2 separate regions of the Mus musculus genome follow, and region 1 is linked to region 2. A link is a loop called in an ENCODE intact Hi-C map of the cell type or tissue named here. Cell type or tissue: left cerebral cortex. All regions are shown on one strand. Each heading gives the region's core, and the rest is flanking DNA. Links, peaks and the distances in the headings are about the cores only. Region 1 overlaps Smg6 (Smg-6 homolog, nonsense mediated mRNA decay factor (C. elegans)). Region 2 overlaps Smg6 (Smg-6 homolog, nonsense mediated mRNA decay factor (C. elegans)).

Region 1 (5,380 bases), core at 281-5,280, 64 kb after region 2:
CCTCATGAGCGTTCTTCTCAAGCCTTTGGTGGGCTGAACTTACTGGTCCTTTTCCTCATTCCGTCTCCTCTGCAGTTTCTCTTGTAGCATATTCCTGCCTGTGGTGTATACTTACCTTTTCATCAGACATTTCAGTAGAAAACAGGAAGGGAGATAAGGTGAAGAGGCATTGGACCATTCTAATTACAGCTCAGTGCTGGTTCCTATGGATGTAACTTAGTGTAGAGTCTTTGCCTAAAATGCTTAAATGTCCTGAGTTCCACCCCCAGGACAAGAGGGAGGTATTTCTTTATTTTTTGTTGTTAGTAAAATATTTCCCTGGGGGTTGGAGAGATGGCTCAGTGGTTAAGAGCACTGACTGCTCTTCCAAAGGTCCTGAGTTCAGTTCCCAGCAATCACATGGTGGCTCACCACCATCTGCAATGTGATCTGATACCCTCTTCTGGTGTCTGAAGACAACTACAGTGTACTCATATACATTAAAATAAATAAAATCGGGCTGGTGAGATGGCTCAGTGGGTAAGAGCACCCGACTGCTCTTCTGAAGGTCCAGAGTTCAAATCCCAGCAACCACATGGTGGCTCACAACCATCCGTAACGAAATCTGACTCCCTCTTCTGGAGTGTCTGAAGACAGCGACAGTGTGCTTACATATAATAAATAAATAAATAAAAAATAAATAAATAAATAAATAAATAAATAAATAAATAAATAAATAAAATCATCTTTAAAAAAAGAAAACAACAAGCTTATGGATATATAAAATATATAATATATCCATATATTATATATATATTATATAGAGATAAATATTATATATATAAAATTTGTTGACCACCACTCTCCTGATGTAAAAAATGGCATCAACAGTGTGCAGTGGAATGACCAGCTTGTTAAATACAGGGAATATATCATCAAAATTGCCACCCCTAGAATAGGCAGGCTCCATACTCTCTTCAATGATTCCAGAAAGTTCTCTGGATATGGATCGGTGTTGAATCTGTTCAGCAGTGTTGACAATCTGATCAGAAGTGATATCTCCTACAAGGCTTAAATCTCAGCACTCAGGAGGCTGAGGCAAGAGCACCATGAATTCAAAGCTGCATAGCTAGAGCCTTTCTCACAAAAACAGACAGACGACTCTGCTTTTTAGTATTTAACATTTTTCCTCTTGTTTTCCTCCTCTCCTAGTGGTACCTTGTGAGCCCCAGTAATCAGGAAAAAGGCAGAAGGTGCTACCTCAGTCTGAGCCTGTCTGTTCTGAATGGTTCCACAGTCTTCTGCAGACCTATCTTGTCTCTGGTTGTCTTGACGATCCATCTTGGGGCAGACCAGTAAGAGGTGTAGGACTGACTTACTATCTGCCACCTCACATTAAAAACTTGAAGTCAAGTTTGGTAAGCATGGCAAAAGTATCCGGTGACTCTGGGTGGCCAAAGGTTGTGCCTTAGCTTCTTCCAAGTCAGAAGCAGAAAAATTAATTCCTAGGTTTCCAGTTTAAATATCTTATGGTGGCTGCTCATTTTATTAAGATGGGTATTTCACTTAGAATGTATTTGTATGGCCTAAAAACACTTTGCCAACAAGCTCCAGCAACCCTCCTAACCCTCCCGTCCAGAGTCCTTGAATTACATGAATCTGTAGCATGTCCATGAGTGCTGGGAATTTGAACTCTGGCCCTCAGTCTTACATAGTAAGTGCTATTCCCTGAGCCATCCCCATAGTTGCCTAATATGGATTTATATGTATAGGCTTGTTACTTTATAACAAGTATATCTGCTATGCTCCCTTAAAACTCAGGAAAGGAAATGAGCCAGGCATAGTAGAGTACACCTTTAATCCCAGCACTCAGGAGGCAGAGGCAGGTGGATCTCTGAGTTTAAGCCCAGCCTGGTTTACAAAGTGAGTTCCAGGACAGCCAGGGCCACACAGAGAAACCCTGTCTCAAAAAACAAACAAACAAAAACTCAGGAGGGAAAAACCCAATGATTCATGAAGATGTCTCCCTTAAGTCTTTCTATGTTGGATATAAATGTTGTTACTTGGTATACACACACACACACACACACACACACACACACACACACAGAGGCACACAGGCTATGAGTGAGGACAAAAGCTCAAAGGCTCAGGAAGACAAAGGAAGAACTGGACAGAGACAGATGCCTAAAGTGAAGTAAGGGGCCATTGCTTTCCACTCCATTTAAGATGACCTACCTGCTGCCTTCATTTGATAAAAATGCCACATGCCCCTTTTGGCAGCTATATAACTGACCCTGGAATTAGGAATAATAACTCAAGGAACAATTTGAGAATTTTATGGTCTTATAGTGCCAAAGACAGCTTGTCAAAGGCTGAGCAGGAAAGCAGGGGCTGTTTCCTATGTTCTTTCAGTTTTCATGTGGGTCATAATTGTCAGGAACTAGTATGAGAATAAAGCGGAGTTTAGAAGTTTGAGGCTCATTATGCCTTATATTTCCTGCTTATTGTTTCCTGTTTGTTGCTTTTTGGTGTAAGTAAGGATTTGTTTACTTAACAAGGCATAATGCTCCTATTTGTAGTCCTAACACTCAGGAGACCAAAGCAGGAAGTGTCAACTTCAAGGCCAGCCTAGGTTACAAATTAAGATCCTGTCCTTTTTTTTTTTTTAATTAGAAAAGTTCTTTAAGTTTTATTCTCAACTCTAGTGGGAAAAAGTTTAAATAACTTTTATTCTTGCATTATAATACAAAACATAGACTTGGAATGGACTCTTTACTAACGTTTAAAAAGAAATGCAGTAATAAAAATTTAACTAAGAATGCCCTGAATGTTACTTGTAAAGACATCCTCTTCCCCCAAGGACCAACCTGATTGGGGCTCTCTAGACCGGTGCAGAGAGGTGAAGTCCAGCTAACGACATCGCCACTTGTGTAAGAGATTAAATAGAAGGCAGACATATAGAGATTTGTAAATATATACTTGGTGCCAGCAAAACCACAAAAGATGCTGTATTTGTGGTCTAGGGAAGTTTAAATAGTTGTGGTCAAACTTAAAATTCAACATAGACTTCTCCTCTGTGATGGAAGCCTTCCAGAAGCTGCGTGGTGGGTGTGTGAGCTGCATAGACTCTTCTTACGGAGCTGGGCTGGAAAAGACCGTTTCCTTCTTTCATGTATGCACCTACCAGTGTGACTTCCTGATACTCCAGTGACCTGCTTAGAGAGGACACTCAGAGGTCCTTTCTGCTCTGTGGCTCACTTGTGCAATTCTGATCAATAGCATCTCATCTCAGAACCTCTCCGTGCCCATCTTACATTGATGCTAGCACATTCTCACGGTGTTGTCTTTCTTATAGTAAGTCCCACCTCTCTCTACACTTGATTCTTAGTCTATGAAAGAAGAACATTGTTTTGTCCACTGGTGGGGTCCTGGTGCCTAAAATAGCAACTGTCATACCACACCAGGTGTGTAACACATATTCAATAAATGTACTCAGTGAAGTGCTTTAGAGTGTTTGGGGAGTGTAGTCTAAAGAGGGTCTCGTGTGGCAGACCCTAGGACTATGAAATCAGCCTGAAACACTTCAAATATCTTTATTTTTTCCTTTTTTGGGGGGTGGGGATGGGATGGGGTGTAGTTTTTTGACAGCTGGGCTGTCCTGGAACTCGGTAGACCCGCTGACCTCAAGCTCACAGAGATCTGCCTTCCTCTGACTCCTAAGTGCTGGGAATAAAGGCATGCACCACCACCACTGTACTTTCTATGCTGTGGAAACTGTGGAGTCCTTGAGACAGGCACTACAGCTTTCAGATGCACAGATACCTGACTTACACAAAGTTAAAGTTTCATTTTCACAGGAAAAAAAAATGCACTGTTTCTGGCTTTTGAAATGGTTGAAAATCCATTGGTATGGGATGTTTGTTGAATCGGTATGGGAGCTCTTTCTAGGCAGTATGCAGGCTGGAGCACATACACACTAGTTACATGCTTTTCTGATATGTAAATACAATCCTTTGTGCCCAGCCTTTGATCCTTCAACACCCTACCGGGCTGAGGAGTTTGTTGCAACTGACCACTCCTAGGCTTTGGATTTGAGCACATCTTTCTCCTATCTGCTTTCTTTGCTGCCTTTAGTAGGGTATCTTACCCGTCCTCCTCTGTTGCAATAAACATGTTAGGTTTTTCTGGGTGTGCTCCAGAGCCTCACTGCTGATGATCTGGAGCATTCAGTAGGACGTGTACTTCACAAATGATTTTGATAATCTCTGTGACTCTGTTAAGTATATGTATTATGTATGTATAAATATATGGCATTTATATAAGTATATTTATAAGGTTAAATAGAGAGCTCAAATGAGTCACATATGGCAATGGCTCTAAAGTAGACACCAGAAATTGGCCACAGGGCTAAGGAACAAAAGATCTAGAAACCTAAGGTAAGATATAATGTGCATTTTTATAATGTATAGTGTATTTTTCAGCTATACATTACTCAGCAGCTTGGGTTTGACCTGATTGGAACTGGAGTGCCACCAGATCGTGAGAAGGTCTCACATTGAATATCTAGACTGTGTTGTTAGAAGCAAGGGTGGCTTCAGCTTACACGACAGCTGTTAGTTCTGTCTTGTTGATTTTAAAAACTCAGACTGTGTAGGAGTTCCCTATACAGACTGATAGAGTTTTACTCTTTCTGTCCTATCAGTATGTAGCACCAAACCGACACTGAAAAATGTTTAGTTAGAGATGCGCATGTCCTTCTCATGTGCTTCTCAAACTGAACATGCACCACTCATTGTGGGTTGCTATAGCAAAGCCTGCTCTCACCCTGCCAACAGCACAGATTGAATAAAGAAACAGCAGTGGATCAAGGTTGAGCTCCATGGAAGCTGCTGAGTGTCCTCATTGGGCTCCACCAAATGAGCTTCCCAACATAGCTGAGCAGTGGCTTGCTACTTGTCTGTCCCTCTGCAGAGTTTCTCTGTGTAGAAAACATCAGAAGCTGGGGTCTGTAAAGTAAACCATCTCCAGACCCTTCACTGGTGCTTCCTTCAGAAAGACAAGACTGAGGGAGCCCAGAGGCTAGGGAGCTGGGGTCTTTGACATGGACAGAGTGAAATGCAAGATGATAGCACTGCAAGGCTGCTGAGAAAGCTGTGCACTTGAAAATTCTGCCCAAGGTCAAAGTGTTCCTCAACTCCTCACAAGTTTGGTGTTCTGAGTTTCTTGCCAAAAACCCAATTAAACAACTGATGTTTGTTTGTTTGTTTGTTTACTCAAGACCATCCTTGAGTAAGTTAAGTTCCAGGCCAGCCTGGCTACATAAGAAAACCCTACCCCAAAGTAAAGATGAAGGTGACAGTGGTTAATCTATAAAATTTCATTAAGGATTAAATGAGAA
Region 2 (5,380 bases), core at 146-5,145:
TGTTGGAGCTCTGGAAACAGTTCTACCTGACTTTCCCTGGCAGATAGCAGACCTTTCTCTCTTTCCGCATTTCAGACAAGGAGATGATGACTGTGGTATACCATGTCTCATATGTTCCACACCTCAGTCTTGCAGGGCACATAGCTGTATAGCATCACCTGTGAGAACTATAGAAACACAAAAAACTGTGGGCTCACTAGAGAACAAGCTTCTCAATTCCCTGGACTGAATAGCTTTCTAATGCTATTTGCAGAACTAACCCTAGCCTGAAGGGTTAATCTGATTCCCCAAGTCAATATCCTCCAAACAACCAGCCAAGAGTGTGTGTTGGTTCATTTCTGTGAAATGTGTTTCCCCAGTCACCTGGGCTGGCCTGGGCTGCATTGTATCGGCCAGCAGCTGCACTGCACTCAAACTGACAGCTACATTAAACCTTGGAATTCTGAGGCAATAAAAAGTAAATTAACTCTTCCCCCACCCCACCCCTTGCTGGTGGAGTAAGTGAATGCATGTCTGTAGTGAACCTTGGTACTGAGTGCATACCTCTAACTAGTCATTGCTGGTCTGTCTCAGGCTAGGATCTGGCATTCAGACTACAGCCAGAGCTCTGCTTTCCTAGTGTGTGGTGTGTTCTTCGAGGTTGGGCTAGTGGGTCACTTTGCAACTGCTGATCCCTGAACACTAATCACACCCCAGCTTCTGAGAGACTTCATTGTCGCCATTCTGGGAGCCATAAATGGGTTTATTGAATACAGTTTCATATTCTCAGGCTGATTTGTGTCTGCTTGGTGAAGAGTGTACCCTAACTTTAGTGAGATTTTGTAGGCTCTGGTACATTCTTCAAATACAAGTTGAACCAGAAGAAGCCAGAAGGATTTGTCTAAGCCAAGCATAGGACCATATACCTGTGATCCCAGCAGTCAGGATCACTGAGGCTTTGAAGCCAGTCAGGGCTACATGGTGAGTTCCAAGGCAGCCTGGACTACAGAGTGAGGCTCTTCATACCCTTCTACCCACCTATAACCTTCGGTCTCCTCAGCAAAAAGCTAGATAGGAATGGGTGGCAGAGGGGCTTGACTGAACCCCACATGTTCTCAAGTATCTTCAAGCTCTTCATAGCCACAAGGATTTTACTTTGTGCCCTTCCATCAACCTGGACTCCTAAGGCTTCAAGGGCTGCTATGAGGTGAAGGTTAAATGGCGCTTCTTATTAGGATAAGAAAGAAACATGGGGAAAAAATTCAAGACGTCCCCCTTCTGCTTAAACAGGAAACTGTTCACGCATGGAATTGACCTCTCAACCCTTACATCATCCTCTCGCAGATATTAGCTTTTCAGTTCAGGCCTCTCACCTGGGTTTTTGGAGAACATCTCTTTCTCCTCCTCCTCCTCCTCCTCCTCCTCCTCCTCCTCCTCCTCCTCCTCCTCCTCCTCCTCCTCCTCGTCATCATCGTCGTCGTCGTTAGTTTCTTGATTCTTATTTCCCATACCTTTGTCACAGGTTGGCCCATGGGTACCAACAAGATCAGGCTGACCTGATTGGAGTGACTTTTCATTGAAGCATTTTTTATATCTCCTTGATTCTGATCAGTCTAGCTTGACCCTTGGACTGCTTTTATTTATATTTCTGACTTGGGAACTCAGGGCACTTCCCATGTCTTTTGGCCCCAGCTGCTGTCTTACAAAATCAACAGGGTAAGAACTCTCATCTACCTTATCACTGCAGTGTGTCATAAGGTTTTGGCACAAGGTGAGTAGTAATGGGCAAAAGATAGAGGTGGGCAGGAGTCCCTAGTGATGAGCAGCAGTCTCTGGGAGGAGTCAGTTTGCTTTATCTGAGCCTTAGGGGACAGGAGAGCATGGTAATGAGAACCACATGGTACCACATATTTCTTCTTCTTGGATCCAAGATGGTAAGGGTGGGAGGATGAGAGGGATGTGGGGCCTCCCACTGAGGAAACTGTGGGTGATTTTCTGCCGCCTCTCTCTGGCTGGGGATACTACTGCCTACACCCTCATCCCTAACTATGTCCTCAAGCAGCCTTGACCTGTTTAGCACCAACCATGACCTCCAAGCCAAGAATTCAGATGGGAGACTTTTCACCTTCTTCCTTCTTACTGGCGTTTTTCCTGTTTATTTTCCAAATTGCTGCTCTGCAGCCAAGCAGTGCCTGTTGGCCAAAGCTCACCACGCTGTGGGATCAGACTCAGGCAGTGGGCTCAAGTGGCCAGCAGGGCACTGGGGGAGGAAGCAGGGAACTGGAAGAGCCTCCCTGTGTGTCTCCCATGGGCAGCACTAACCTCAGAGGCAGCCCTGAGCAGCCCTATCACATCCGGTGCTTGTCTCTGCAGCCGGACCGGAGGATAAACTATCAGAGCTGTGGGGCAGTGCATCATTCCTCTTATTATTTTCTTCTCTGCAGATGGGGTCGTGGAAAGTTCAGTTCCTTTTAACCCTCAAAGTTCTGTTTATTCTACAGCTGGTAGCCTGAGTGCCGCGTTTCCCATTACATCACAGAGGAGCCCAGGCAGATTTCTGCACAGAAAAACGTGTTGCAACTGTTTATTTTTTTCCATATTTAAACATTTCTGACAGCCAAACTCAGCTGAGCCAAAAGATGGAGCTTTGTGAATGAGTCTGGTTGTTGGTGTCCATGCAGAGGGCTTTAGAAAACCTGCATCCCCCTGGTGATTCTTCCCAAACGTGTTCTTCTTGCTAGGCAAAGCCTGGGAAGTGACTTGGTTCTGCAGTACACGTGTGTTGATTATGTGCCGTTGTATGATTAATGGGACCATGTTCCGCCTGGTTCCCAGGACGCTCTTGAAAACAAGATGTTTCATTTCATTGCCTTTTCCTAGTGTAGTGATCTCAGTAAATAAACCACCTCAGCCTCCTTCCACCTGGAGCTGGTGAGGGAGGGAGTCCCCATGGCTCTCAGTGGCAATTCCTGGAATGCCCTCTTTCCTGTCATCTTGGAATGGGAGTTGGGGGTTTAATGGCATAGGTCTCAGCCTACCCTGTAGGCTCATGGACAGTACCCCTGGGAGATTTCAGGGGACCCTTAGAACTTATTGGCATAGAGTTTCTTCGTACTCAGTCTTTCCTGTGGAGTTTTCTTGTTGTTTTGTTTTCTATTTGTTTTTTATAGTATTTCTAACATCTTAGCATCTAGAGGGTAGATGCTATTCCATCTCCTGGGTTAGAAGCTTTTCTGGAGGAGAAAATCAAGTCTGTAAACTTGGCAACCATTGGATACAATTACAATTGAGGTTCACTTAGGCAGGCAAAGTTTAGGTGATGTTTAGCACCCACCAAACAGTCTGAGCCACAATAGGTGATGGTATGAACTAAATGAACCTTCTTTCTATAATTCTACCTTGGAGTTTTAAGTAGAGAGAGAGATTTTGTAGTTTTAGTTTTCTTCTCAGGTTTATCCAGAACCCGATGATGTGGGACTGGCTGACCAAGCATCCTGGTCTGTGTTGGACTAGGGGACTTAAGAGATGTGAAAATTTTAGTGCTAAAACTTGGACAGTCCCAGGATGGTTAGTCATCCTGTGTCTAATGTACAAGTGAGAGAAGGAAGAAGGCGTGGGACAGCCAAGATAGCATTGAAATGAGCAAGAAGCTTTCCCTTCCAGAGCAGACTTTGGCAAGACAGGAAGGGGGATTTTCTTGGACATGTATTCATTTTACTGCTTACATATAGAGAATTACTTTATAAAGTATTTCTAAGAGGGAAGCCTACGTGACTACACAGTGTGACTACTCCCTGTGTGCCTGTGGCTGAAGGAGAGAGGCTAGTGCCCAGTTTCTGTCTGTGTGGTATATACTTGACTATGCAAGAGCAGGGACTTCTGAGAGCTGCCGTAGGCACTGGGTATCTAGACTGTTTAAAGTGTCTCATCATACTGTCTGGAAAGGTGACAGAACCAGCATTAGGCAACTGGTTCTCCAAATTCTTTTTCTTTCTCTCTGGTTAGGATTAAAAGTCCCCCGATCAATTTCACCTTTACATAGAGAGTACACACACATAGATGGTAGCTATGGGCACAACTTAATATTACATTTTTGATAATATTTCTTGGGAGCTGCCAGCCAGCCTTACAGCTTTTGTTGCAAGTCCCTTTCCATTCCCAGAGCAGGAAGAACACTTTCACCGACCTCTTTAGAACCGTTCTTCTTTTCTTGTCTTGTTTCTCACAGGGTTGCTGTGGATGTCTGGTCAACACTAGCTGATTTCTGTAACATACTGACTGCAGTCAATCAGTCTGAGGTGCCACTGTACAAGGACCCAGATGATGACCTCACCCTGCTTATCCTGGAAGAGGATCGGCTTCTCTCTGGCTTTGTCCCCTTGCTGGCTGCCCCTCAGGACCCCTGCTACGTGGAGAAAACCTCGGATAAGGTCAGCTGCAGGCCAAACATCCCTTCCCATTTACCCACTCTCTTAATTCTCCAGACTTTATTCTTGGGAAGTTTTCTGTGCAAACGGAACATGATTAAGTCATTGAGAAGGGTGTTAAGGGAAAATATCGACCTTTTAGCCGCTGACATCCAGTTCTGTGTCCTGAAAAAAAATCCCTCTCAACTTCCTTTGGGGGGGGGGGTGTCTCCTGTGTATGTGTATGAGAGAGAGAAATGAAGGGGGGGAAGGAAAGGAGGGAGGGAGGGAGGGAGGAAGAGGGGGGTGGAGGAGAGAGAGCGCAGAGCTCCTGGCATGTTGTATATACGATCATTTCCTCACATGTTTAAATAGTGCAGCTTGTGTTGGCAGTGCTCTTACTCAGCTCCAAATGGTTTGCATCATGCTTAAAGCACCCTCCTTCCTTCCCTCTCCCTCCTTCCCCAGCCACAGAACTCTGCACTAGGAAAACAGCCAGGGCTTTTTCCCTTCTCTAAGGAGGAGAGTGATAAATAGGTGACTAGAGAGAAGCAGACACCATGTGTTAACGTACAAAAAAAGCTTTTAGGAATATGAAGCATTCCTCGCTGCCTGGTTTCTATTTTCCTTCCTCTAAGGAGTGTTTTAACTTGACTTTTTTCTTGTCTGTTTATAGAAAACAAAAGCCATTCCCTGTTACCCTGGTGGGGACTGTGGAGAGTCTAGTTTAACAGTTGGGTCTTTAGCCAGTGGAGAGTAGGGCATTCTGGGTTGTTCCATCACACTCGTGGGGAATTAACAGTCTCCTGTGCTAAGGCACTTTTCAGAGAGTCTGTGGCATCCTACTCCCAAGAGGAGAGCCCTTTGGGGAGTAGTCCATGATTGGCTTCTCAAGAGGAAGTCTTTTTTTTTTTAGATGAATGTTATTTTAAAGTTTTGTTGTTTTGCGGAAGTGTCTCACATATACCCAGGCTGACCCCAGAATGGCTGTGTAG

What was found. Peaks named below come from ENCODE experiments on the same cell type or tissue, not always from the same donor. Only the 100,000 strongest peaks of a DNase experiment are listed, where the experiment ranks them.
Region 1: it touches region 2 in a loop (2.4-fold over the local background); 1 of 42 quality-filtered maps calls a loop at or near these places.

What each region holds. Positions count from the first base shown.
Region 1 is chr11:75,113,537-75,118,916 of GRCm38, forward strand. The region is part of intron 13 of Smg6 (Smg-6 homolog, nonsense mediated mRNA decay factor (C. elegans)); the gene reads left to right. Gm51907 (a long non-coding RNA gene) reads right to left here. Exons shown (of 3, transcript XR_003949714.1): 3 at 2,820-5,380. Among named protein-coding and RNA genes, the nearest start is that of Gm51907, 16 kb to the right of the region's middle. In left cerebral cortex, for the core only: no CTCF peak of the experiment used is centred there; DNase peaks (open chromatin) are centred at 3,096 and 4,772; H3K27ac peaks cover 1,249 bases.
Region 2 is chr11:75,049,555-75,054,934 of GRCm38, forward strand. Smg6 (Smg-6 homolog, nonsense mediated mRNA decay factor (C. elegans)) reads left to right here. Exons shown (of 19, transcript NM_001002764.2): 13 at 4,208-4,409. Among named protein-coding and RNA genes, the nearest start is that of Gm51907, 80 kb to the right of the region's middle. In left cerebral cortex, for the core only: a CTCF peak has its summit at 2,219; DNase peaks (open chromatin) are centred at 1,901, 2,591, 3,717 and 4,840; H3K27ac peaks cover 2,270 bases.